Regions from separate parts of the Mus musculus genome. Here region 1 is linked to region 2. A link is a loop called in an ENCODE intact Hi-C map of the cell type or tissue named here. Cell type or tissue: left cerebral cortex. All regions are shown on one strand.

Region 1 (5,000 bases), 1.3 Mb after region 2:
CGCAGGTGCTAGGATTAAAGACATGCACCATCCTGTGCAACTGAGCTATATTTCTTAAACTGACCTGTCTTGCAGATGATGATTGGCAGGAAGCACATGAGCGCCTGGCTGAGTTGGAAGAGAAGCTACCTGTGGCAGCTGATGAACAAACAGGCAATGGAGAGAGAGATGAGATGGATTTGTTGGGTGACCATGAGGAGAATCTAGCAGAAAGGCTCAGTAAGATGGTGATTGAAAATGAGCTAGAAGATCCAGCTATCATGAGGGCAGTACAGACCAGGCCAGTTTTACAAGTAAGTTACTCTGATTTGGGAACTCACAATGGCTCAAATAACAACAGATTAATAATTAAAGTGCTGAGGTTTGTCATTTATTTTCTGTTTAATAATAGAATTGCATGTTCCATAGACAGTGGCTCACACCTGTAATCCCAGCACTAGGGAGGCTGGGGCATGCAGATAACTGTGGGTTGGAATTAGCCTAGATATTTAGCAAGGACAGCCTGGGCTCAGAACAAGACACTGTCTTATAAAAGAAAACAAATCAAAAGGTTGATAATTCCTGATATTGACAACTTTGTAGATGAAGTTGGGGAGTCATGTGTATTCTAGGACACTGTGGCATATTCCCCAGTAGTTCAGGTTCAAGTCTGAGAGCCACACCATTCTAGACCCTGTGTGTATGTTTTCCTTTTTTTGGCAGCCTCAACCAGGAAGTCTGAATTCCAGCATCTGGGATGGATCTGAAGTTCTGAGGCGAATCCGTGGACCACTACTTGCTCAGGTATTAAACATTCCTCTTTATGTAGAATGACTCATAGCTACAGATAAGTTGGCTCCTGTTTTCATCCTGTTCTTACTGTAATCGTATACAAGTATGCATCATCCACCAGGGTCACCTTGACTACTAGCGCTCCTTTCCTCAGCCTCAGGTTTTAAAGGCTGAAAGGGGGTTGCTAGAACTCACAGATGTCAGTGTATGATTTTAGTTAGTTAAAAATCTAGCCAAAACTGCACGTCAAGGACTGTGATGGGGCACAAAGCCAAGGGCTGATTTTAAAAGGTTAACGCAAAGGAATTTTATGGGAGTGATAAAATTGGTGTATGTACTTATTAAAAGTCAGAGAATTGTATACAAAAAGGATGACTTTTACTGAGTGTGAGTTAAAATTAAGATAATTTTTTAATGTATCTTTGGCATCTGTAGAGATTATTAAAACATCACAAGTAATTTCTCTGTATCGTTTTTAACCACTTCCTCAATCAGGAAATGCCTACAGTGTCTGTATTAGAGTATGCCTTGCCTCAGAGGCCCCTGCAGGGCCCAGAAGATGATCGGGACCTTTCTGAGCGAGCTTTACCAAGGCGGTCAACATCACCTATCATTGGAAGTCCTCCTGTTAGAGCCGTTCCTATAGGCACCCCACCTAAGCAGATGGCTGTTCCCAGCTTCAACCAACAGGTACCTTTCATTAACGTACACAGCCCAGGATATTGGGAATCTGGGCAAAATTATTTGGGATTCCGGGAGGAGGGTGGATGTTGTGGGTAGGCATTAAAAGAATAGCCAATTAGAGAAGTTAGTATAAATGAGACACATTCCCTAATACCATTTGCTGCTCCTGCTGCTGCTGCTGCTGCTACCTTTTAACTGGGGGAGAAAAGAGTAGCTAGCCACATTAGTACATATGTCCTTTTTTAAGTGTTTTACTGGCTGCCGGGTACATTAGCAGAAAGAATACTGAAAGCTGGGGGGAGTGGGAACACTCAGCATTGTCCACATCCCTTTTTACCTTTAAGATATCCCTGCTTTCCCTAGAGCCTGTGCAGTCCTGTTCCATAGACTTTCCTCCACCTGAAACCAGCAGCTGAAAAGGAAGGCCAATTTGGAAGGTATGGGGGGAGGGTGGTGTTGGTATGGCCTAGTTAGGCTCAATATCCTAAGAAATGGTGGAGTCACAATGTATCACAACATTGCTGAGCATGGCGGCCATATCACTGAGGCTTCAGAATAGGACTTAGTTAATCCTCCAGCTTTCTTATCATTCCTTCTCCCTCAATATAACCAAACCATATCCTCTTGGAGAAAATTTTCAAGTCAGAATGTCTGCTGGTACTTCCTCAGATAGCATGGAAGGGTGGGGATACTGGAGAATTAGCTAAATCATCTTCAGTTAGGATGAAACTGATTTGTGAGAGGAAGTGACCAGAGGTTCTCTTTTTGAATCCATAGCCAGAACAATTTGCTTAGAAGTAGGGTTTTTCATTGAGTTCTGTGTCTCTACCAGTACTTGAGGGGAGGGAGTGTAGGAAGGCAAAAGACTGATTTCATTGAATGTAGTTTTGTTTGTGTTTGTCCTAATAGATCCTGTGTCCGAAGCCTGTTCATGTTCGGCCCCCAATGCCGCCACGCTATCCTGCTCCCTATGGCGAGAGGATATCTCCAAACCAGCTCTGCAGTGTCCCGGTATGTCCCTTTACAACATAACAGGACTGTTTAATGTGAACTTCATGATCACCATTAGTGTGTATTGTGTAGTATGTACTAGATTATATGTATTTCTTGTAATCTCTTTTATTTTCTAGAATTTTCAGTCCCAAGATCAAAGGACAAAAGTTTACTTTGTCTCTTGTCACTTTAAGATTCTAAGTCCAGGGGCTGGAGAGATGGCTCAGTGGTTAAGAGCACCAACTGCTCTTCTGAAGGTCCTGAGTTCAAATCCCAGCAACCACATGGTGGCTCACAACCATCTGTAATGGAATCCAATGCCCTCTTCTGGTGTGTCTGAAGACAGCTACAGTGTCTTCATATAATAAATATAATAAATATTCATATAATATTATACTTACATATAATAAATAAATCTTTTTAAAAAAAAGATTCTAAGTCCAGCTTGGCATTGCTATATCTGCCTATAATCCTAGCAGACTGAGGCAAAAGCATTCCTAATTCCAGGCTAGCCTGGTCTTCATAGCAAGTGAGTTTCAAGCTGAGCTACTTAGCAAGACTCTTGTCTCAACAAAAGGAAAAAGCACAGAAAGATTCTAAGTTCATTTTAATCTTGGTTTCTGCTGCCTGAGCCTTTTATTCTACTGCTGTCTTTTTCCTGTTACACAGACATAGTATAGTGTTTCATAATTTCCAGCATTCTTTTCTGATATAAGAATCTCCAGCTTGGGAGTTTTTAATATCTAACTTTATACCAAATTTATACTGAGTTTGCTTAAAATTTTGATTTGCTTGTTCCATATTATGAACATAATATCCCCTTTTTGTGTCCTTAGAACTCCTCCCTCCTGGGCCACCCTTTTCCTCCTAATGTTCCTCCTGTACTTAGTCCCCTGCAGAGAGCACAGCTTCTTGGGGGAGCACAGGTAAGCCTACAGTTTGCTGAACCCATAAAGAATCCTGCTGTCCTAAGAGTCATTGCTTGACACCCTTTTCTTTCGCTGTTAGCCACTTGTCCCCCTGCCCCCTTTTTGTTTTCTCAAGTGAAGTTATTAATGGAAACTGCTTGCTTTTTGGTGGTGCATGCCTATGTTCCCAACACGTAGGAGGCTGAGTTAGGATTATACATGTGAGGCCATCCTGGGCTGTACAGGGAGTTCCCAAACATAAAGAGACCCTGTCACAAAGGTGGGTGAAGCCGGTGACGATTGCTAGTTCTTCTGTGTCAACGATCTTCTCCGTCTTTGCAGCTACAGCCTGGACGAATGTCTCCCAGCCAGTTTGCACGGGTCCCTGGGTTTGTTGGTAGCCCACTGGCTGCCATGAATCCTAAGTTGCTACAAGGGCGCGTTGGGCAGATGCTTCCCCCAGCACCAAGCTTCCGTGCCTTCTTTAGTGCTCCACCCCCCGCTACGCCACCTCCACAGCAGCATCCCCCTGGCCCAGGACCTCACCTACAAAACCTCAGGTATAAAACCATGCCTCTGATGATCGATTGTCAGCCCTCCCTTTTAGTTTTATATGGTAAAAGTTTCATAATCTCTCGTTTAGTTTTATAATGTAGACGTCTTGGGATACTTGTTGAGTACAGTATTTGGGAGTCCCCGGACCCTTGCGTTGTCAAGAGAACTGCTTGAGTCTTCAGGCTATACACTGCTCTCAGGAATGTCATGCTTCCTTTGCACGTGATCAATTATCTGCCGCTTTTACTTTTTCTGAAGTTTCACTTCATACCATTTTGCAAACACTCATGCAGTAAAATGCACAGTGCTCGTGACTGAAGAATTACCACAAATAATAGGTGGCAGCAGAAGCCAAGAGGCTAGCTGACCTCAGTGTCAGCTGAGTTGCTCGCTTCTACTTTTACTTGGTTTCTGCTTTGATAAAATTGTGTCTTATGTAAATCATAGCAATTTATGTTCTTAAGAGAAACATCAGTAGAACATACATAAATATGGGGAGAGTTAATTTTAGGCCAAGGAACTGACTGGCAAATTGGAAACCCATGTAGCAAACTAGAAACTAAGAGTCACGTTGCAATTTTGATCTTGAAGTATGTCAGCTAGATACTCAGCAGAACTTTATTTCCTGGTACTGTTTACTTCTGAATGACTTGTGGTTTGGGCTGTTAGGCTTCCCAGATTATAGAAGGCAGTTTCTTAAAGTCAATGGATATAAGTGTAAATGTCTACAAAATGATTTCATGGCAGCTTCCATACTAGGGTTTGGTTAAAGTTGAGTATCGTAGCTGGTCAGGTTGACATGTAAAATTAACTGCCACCCATATACTTCCTACATTATTCCCACAAAAAAATTAAAGCTAAATAATACATTTAAAAATTAGGAATGAAAAACCTGTATTGTTTTAGTACTAGTGCACGGAGTTTCATAGTTATCCTCTTGGGTTTGAGAATTGGTCATTGGGGAAAAAATATAAAAATATGCCTTTTCCTTCTAAAAGTTTGTTTATAATACACTGGCTGTCCCTTCAGTGAGCCAGTGTGAAGTTATCCTGCATTGACCGCCTTTTTTAAAATGAAGTCAATTAAGAT
Region 2 (5,000 bases):
GGGATTATGATAAATATAATTTATGGGGCTGGAGAGATGGTTCAGCAGGTAAGAGCACTCACTGGCTGTTCTTCCAGAGGTCCTGAGTTCAATTCCCAACAACCACATAGTGGTTCACAACCATCTATAATGGGATCTGATGCTCTCTTTTGGTGTGTCTGAAGACAGTGACAGTTAACTCATTTACAAAAAAAATAAATCTTTAAAAAGTCATGGGTTGCTATAACACTGCTCAAATGTTTAAAAAATATGTAACTTTGTGGCATTAATTATATCATGCTTTTTGATATACTGTTTATTCCTTTCATTTTAACACTGACACAAAAATATTTTTCTTTGTTTGAGACAGAGTTTCTCTACATAGCCCTAGCTATCCTGGAACTCAGTATGTAGGTCAGACTGGCCTTGAACTCATAGAGATCCACCTGCCTCTACCTCTGCCTCTCAAGTGCTAGGATTAAAGGCCACCATGCCTAGCTCTACACAAGAATATTAGAGAAAAAATTGGGAAATAGCAAAACAATGAATAAGAAAAAACACTAGTCATACATTAACACCCACTTGGTCTATGCTGGTCCTTGCTTGACATGGGTCTGCAGAAGGCTGATCTGTACTTCTTGTTTTCCGTGAGAATTTGATTTCTGAACACCTTCCTGACACTCATCATCTTTTCAAGTTTGTGGTGACCTATTGCCCTTCCAAGTTTTATACTCTCCTTCTCTTTGCCATTCTCGCATTTTTCCATTGGTGGACAAGATATCTGAATGCCTTAGTATTAAACAGCTGTTCATCTTTATCCGCTGGTCTTCCTTTAGTCAACTGGCAGTAGTAGATTGGTAAAAATCTAGATCGGGACTGTGGTGGCACAACCCATTTAATCCCAGCACTTGGGATCAAAGACAGAGGGCTCTCTGTGAGTTCAAGGCCAGCTTGTTCTACAGAGAGAGTTCCAGGGCTACTCAAACAAACCCTGTCTCAAAAAAAAGGCTTTTATTCCTAGTCATGATAGGTAACATGAATTAATAGTAGTAGTGTTATCTTGCTTGCTTTTTGTTTCAATAGTAGAATAAGTTTATGTAATATTTTAGGGATTACTGTGTAGATCAGCATGCATGAGACCGAAGCACCAAAACAAACATGTTATATAGTACAGCCTTGCAGCCATTGCTAAAGACTTTAATTACTCATGCCCAGTAAAGAACATGAAGATTAGAAATCTGATTTTAGGGTTAAGAAAAACTGAGCTTGGTGGTCCCTGCATCTGAGCCCATTGATACCTTATGAGGGTTGCCGTTGTCCCAGCAAGCTTGTGATACAGACAGACAGACAGACAGACAGACACACACACACACACACACACACACACACACACACACAAAGCAAGCATGTAAAGTAGTAGCTTTAGGCCCACTTCCTTCAGTAAAAATGATGTCTATTTGTAATTAATTTTAGAGAGTCTTTGGGGAAAAGTACATGGATTTTGCATTCCATATCCATGAGTCATATCTATGTATTGACCCAAATGTGGATTAAACAATTGTGAATTGTGTTTCTATCAAATGTGTGTCGGGGTGGGGTTGGGTGATGGTGTATAGTATATAGTGTATAGTGTATGTAGTATAGCAGCTACTTATATAGCATTTACATAGTCTTAGGTCTTATAAAGGAATCTAAAGGTCTGGGGAAGGAACACAGTTCAGTGGCAGAACATGTAAAGCCCTGGGTTTAATCCTTAGCTCCAGAACAAGTCATTAAGACATGCATAGGTAATATGCAAATATTATACCATTATATGAGGGGTTTGGGGATCTGCAGATTTTGGTATTCTTGAGGGTCCTAGAACCAGAGGCTTGACTGTAATGGTAGAACTGTAGTTTATCTGTGTTCTAACTGGGAGCGGGAACGGGGAGCACTTTTGAATTTCTGAAACCATCCTTGCAGTTGCTTTGAGACGTCTAATCTTTCTGTAGATCACCTCAGCATCTGTGAGGTTGGTGTCTCAAGAGCCCAAAGCTTTGGTCAGCGAGTGGAAAGAGCCTCAGGGCAAGAACATCAGTGTGGCCTCCTGTAACAGCAGCCAGGTGGTTGTTGCCGTGGGAAGGGCACTATATTACCTTCAGATCCACCCTCAGGAGCTCCGGCAAATCAGGTACAGGAGTGTCTTTATACTCTGTGTAGTATTCTTTGTTCTGTGGGGCATCTTGGGTCCCTGGGTTTCTTCCTCTGCTATATTCATTCCTCTTTGTTCAGCCACACAGAGATGGAACATGAAGTGGCATGCTTGGATATCACCCCATTAGGGGACAGCAATGGCCTCTCCCCACTTTGTGCCATTGGACTTTGGACAGACATCTCAGCTCGTATCCTGAAGCTCCCATCCTTTGAACTACTACACAAGGAGATGCTGGGTGGAGGTATGTGCTATTGGTATTTTGGGTTAAAATTCCAGTCAGGATGTGGAACGAGACTTTAAAGCTCCTCTTTCCCACAGAGATCATTCCTCGATCCATCCTGATGACCACTTTTGAGAGTAGCCACTACCTCCTTTGTGCCTTGGGAGATGGGGCTCTTTTCTACTTTGGGCTCAACATCGAGACAGGTGAGGAAAAACATTGAGTGTGGGTTCTTTCAGAAATAGGGAGTGTTGGTGGCTTTGAGCCTTAACCAAGCAGCTGTTGTCCTGTTTTCTTTCCTTCTTCTCATGCTGTTCTTTCTGCAGGTTTACTGAGTGACCGTAAAAAGGTGACTTTGGGCACCCAGCCCACGGTGTTGAGGACATTCCGTTCTCTTTCTACCACCAACGTCTTTGCTTGCTCTGACCGGCCCACTGTCATCTATAGCAGCAATCACAAGTTGGTCTTCTCCAATGTCAACCTCAAGGAGGTGAACTATATGTGTCCTCTCAACTCAGATGGCTATCCTGACAGGTGAGCCTGTTTTCTGTCTTAAGCAGGAGTCACTAACTGGAGACATCGTATTGCTTCTCCTACCCTCCTTAACTCTTCCCTACCCCATCCCATCCCACCCCTTATTCTAGGTTTCCCTCCAGTGTCCAAGTCAATAAATCACTGTGATGGGAAGTATCTCAGGGGTTTTTATTAGAAACATCTGAAAGCTTTTGCAGGGCTGAAAGTAGATGAGTGAGGTATTCTGAAAAGGACAGCATAGAGTTTTTGATTCCTCAGATTCTGAGGTTACTATGTTCTAGAATCTGTATATTTCAGGAATTTTTCAGGTGAATTACATGAGTGTTGGACAGGATCTTTTTGCGGGTATAATGTAGGGTATGACAAAGTTTCAGTCTGTAACATTGGCTGTAGAGAGCCACCTGCCTCTACCTCCCAAATGCTGGTCTTAAAGGTCTGTGCCACTGGGCATTTTACCTTAGGACCCCAGATTTAGTGATGAGTATGCACTCCCTGCTTCTCCTTCAGCAGCCATAGGGGAGGTGCTTGATAGCAATGTATTGCTAAAAGTTCTGAGGGGTTGCCAGCCAGTGAGTCCTTGGTGTGTTAGATTCACTCTCCTACCTAGACTTGTGATTCTCAACCTTGCCTGTACCTTAGCAAAAGCTGTTGTGCCTACCCAGACCAGTTATATAAGACTATCTTCATTGGTGGATCCCAGCATCAGAGTTAGGTCTTCCCAAATGAATGATGGTATGAGGTGGGGTTGAAACCCTGCTTTGCAGCAAGTTGGTGTCATTGTGTTTTGGGAGAATCCTTCCTTGTTAACTCACTCTAAACTGCATCCCTTCTTTTTATTTAGTCTGGCATTGGCCAATAACAGCACTCTCACCATTGGCACCATCGATGAGATCCAGAAGCTCCATATTCGCACAGTTCCCCTCTATGAGTCTCCCAGGTGAGTGCAGACCTGAGAAGCAGCAGAGGGAGTTGGCAGGTAGTATCTTAGACTTTTCTGAGTGGTACCATCGTCTCATGCTTGTTTTGCAGGAAGATCTGCTATCAGGAAGTGTCTCAGTGCTTTGGGGTCCTTTCCAGCCGCATTGAAGTCCAAGATAGCAGTGGAGGCACTACTGCTTTGAGGCCCAGTGCCAGCACCCAGGTGAGGACAGTGAGCAGAGAAGGATGGCAGTAGGAGTGAGCAGGCTTTCTTCATAGTGTGAAATAGGAAATAATCTGGCTTTGCAGGCTGAATGGACTTTGTCTCAACTACCACCTTTGTCATTGTAGCCTCAAAGAGTGCACTTAGCTGGGTTGCAGTAAAACTTTACGTAGAGAGTGCTAGAATACTTGACTACATTGAACAGATACTGGCTTCCATGCCCAGCACCACATAAACAACTTGAAACAACCTTCGTCCCAAACATAGCAGCTATTACTTGGTGACCTCACAAGCTTAGCAGTTTCTTCTTTTATGAGCTTGAATGCTCTGTACAATGTGTGTAGTTGACAGTAGAAAGGTATAATAGATAACAGTATGATAATTGAAACCCAGTAGAATTGGTTTTACGGTTTATTGCTAATCATTTGACCTTATCTGGGTAAAACTACCCTTCAGGGTTTTTTGTTTGTTTTTGTTTTGTTTTGTTTGGTCTGTGAAACAGGGTTATAATGATGTAACCTTCAGAGATACACATTAATTCTATGGAGATTGGTCGTGGATCATTTTCTTTCATTCCTGAGATACACATCTGATAGAATTAGCTTTCTTAATCCAGAGAACAGAGGTCTAGTTGTTTGCCTAAACGTAGATATGTGTGCTGTGCTTCTACAGTGCCTGAGGAGGTCCGATGAATATGTCAGATCCCCTGGAACTGGAGTTGTAGATGGCCTCTGTGGGTGCTGGATCCTCTGTAAGAGCAGCAAGTGTTCTTAACCGCTTAGCCATCTCTCCAGCCTTTAAACTTTGTTTTTATTTGAAATGACTGTTGATGGTAGAGTCTATCACTGTGTAGATTGCTTGGATTTATGTTTTCAGTTTTGCTTGATTGACTTTGTAACATTGCTGTAATCTTTAGATTTTGGGGCCAACAT

The links. Hi-C counts contacts between places; a loop is a spot of excess contacts. Peaks named below come from ENCODE experiments on the same cell type or tissue, not always from the same donor. Only the 100,000 strongest peaks of a DNase experiment are listed, where the experiment ranks them.
Region 1: a loop joins it to region 2, with 8 times the contacts of the local background. A loop is called at or near these places in 6 of 42 quality-filtered maps.

Annotation. Positions count from the first base shown.
Region 1 is chr19:11,920,103-11,925,102 of GRCm38, forward strand. It overlaps Patl1 (protein associated with topoisomerase II homolog 1 (yeast)), which reads left to right. Exons shown (of 19, transcript NM_172635.3): 3 at 76-293; 4 at 703-783; 5 at 1,267-1,461; 6 at 2,365-2,466; 7 at 3,285-3,374; 8 at 3,699-3,916. It overlaps Mir6994 (microRNA 6994), which reads left to right and starts at 3,626; the gene lies at 3,626-3,698. In left cerebral cortex, no CTCF peak of the experiment used is centred here; no DNase peak of the experiment used is centred here.
Region 2 is chr19:10,619,571-10,624,570 of GRCm38, forward strand. Ddb1 (damage specific DNA binding protein 1) reads left to right here. Exons shown (of 27, transcript NM_015735.2): 13 at 1,971-2,149; 14 at 2,251-2,414; 15 at 2,492-2,599; 16 at 2,720-2,927; 17 at 3,769-3,864; 18 at 3,957-4,068. Among named protein-coding and RNA genes, the nearest start is that of Vwce, 12 kb to the right of the region's middle. In left cerebral cortex, no CTCF peak of the experiment used is centred here; no DNase peak of the experiment used is centred here.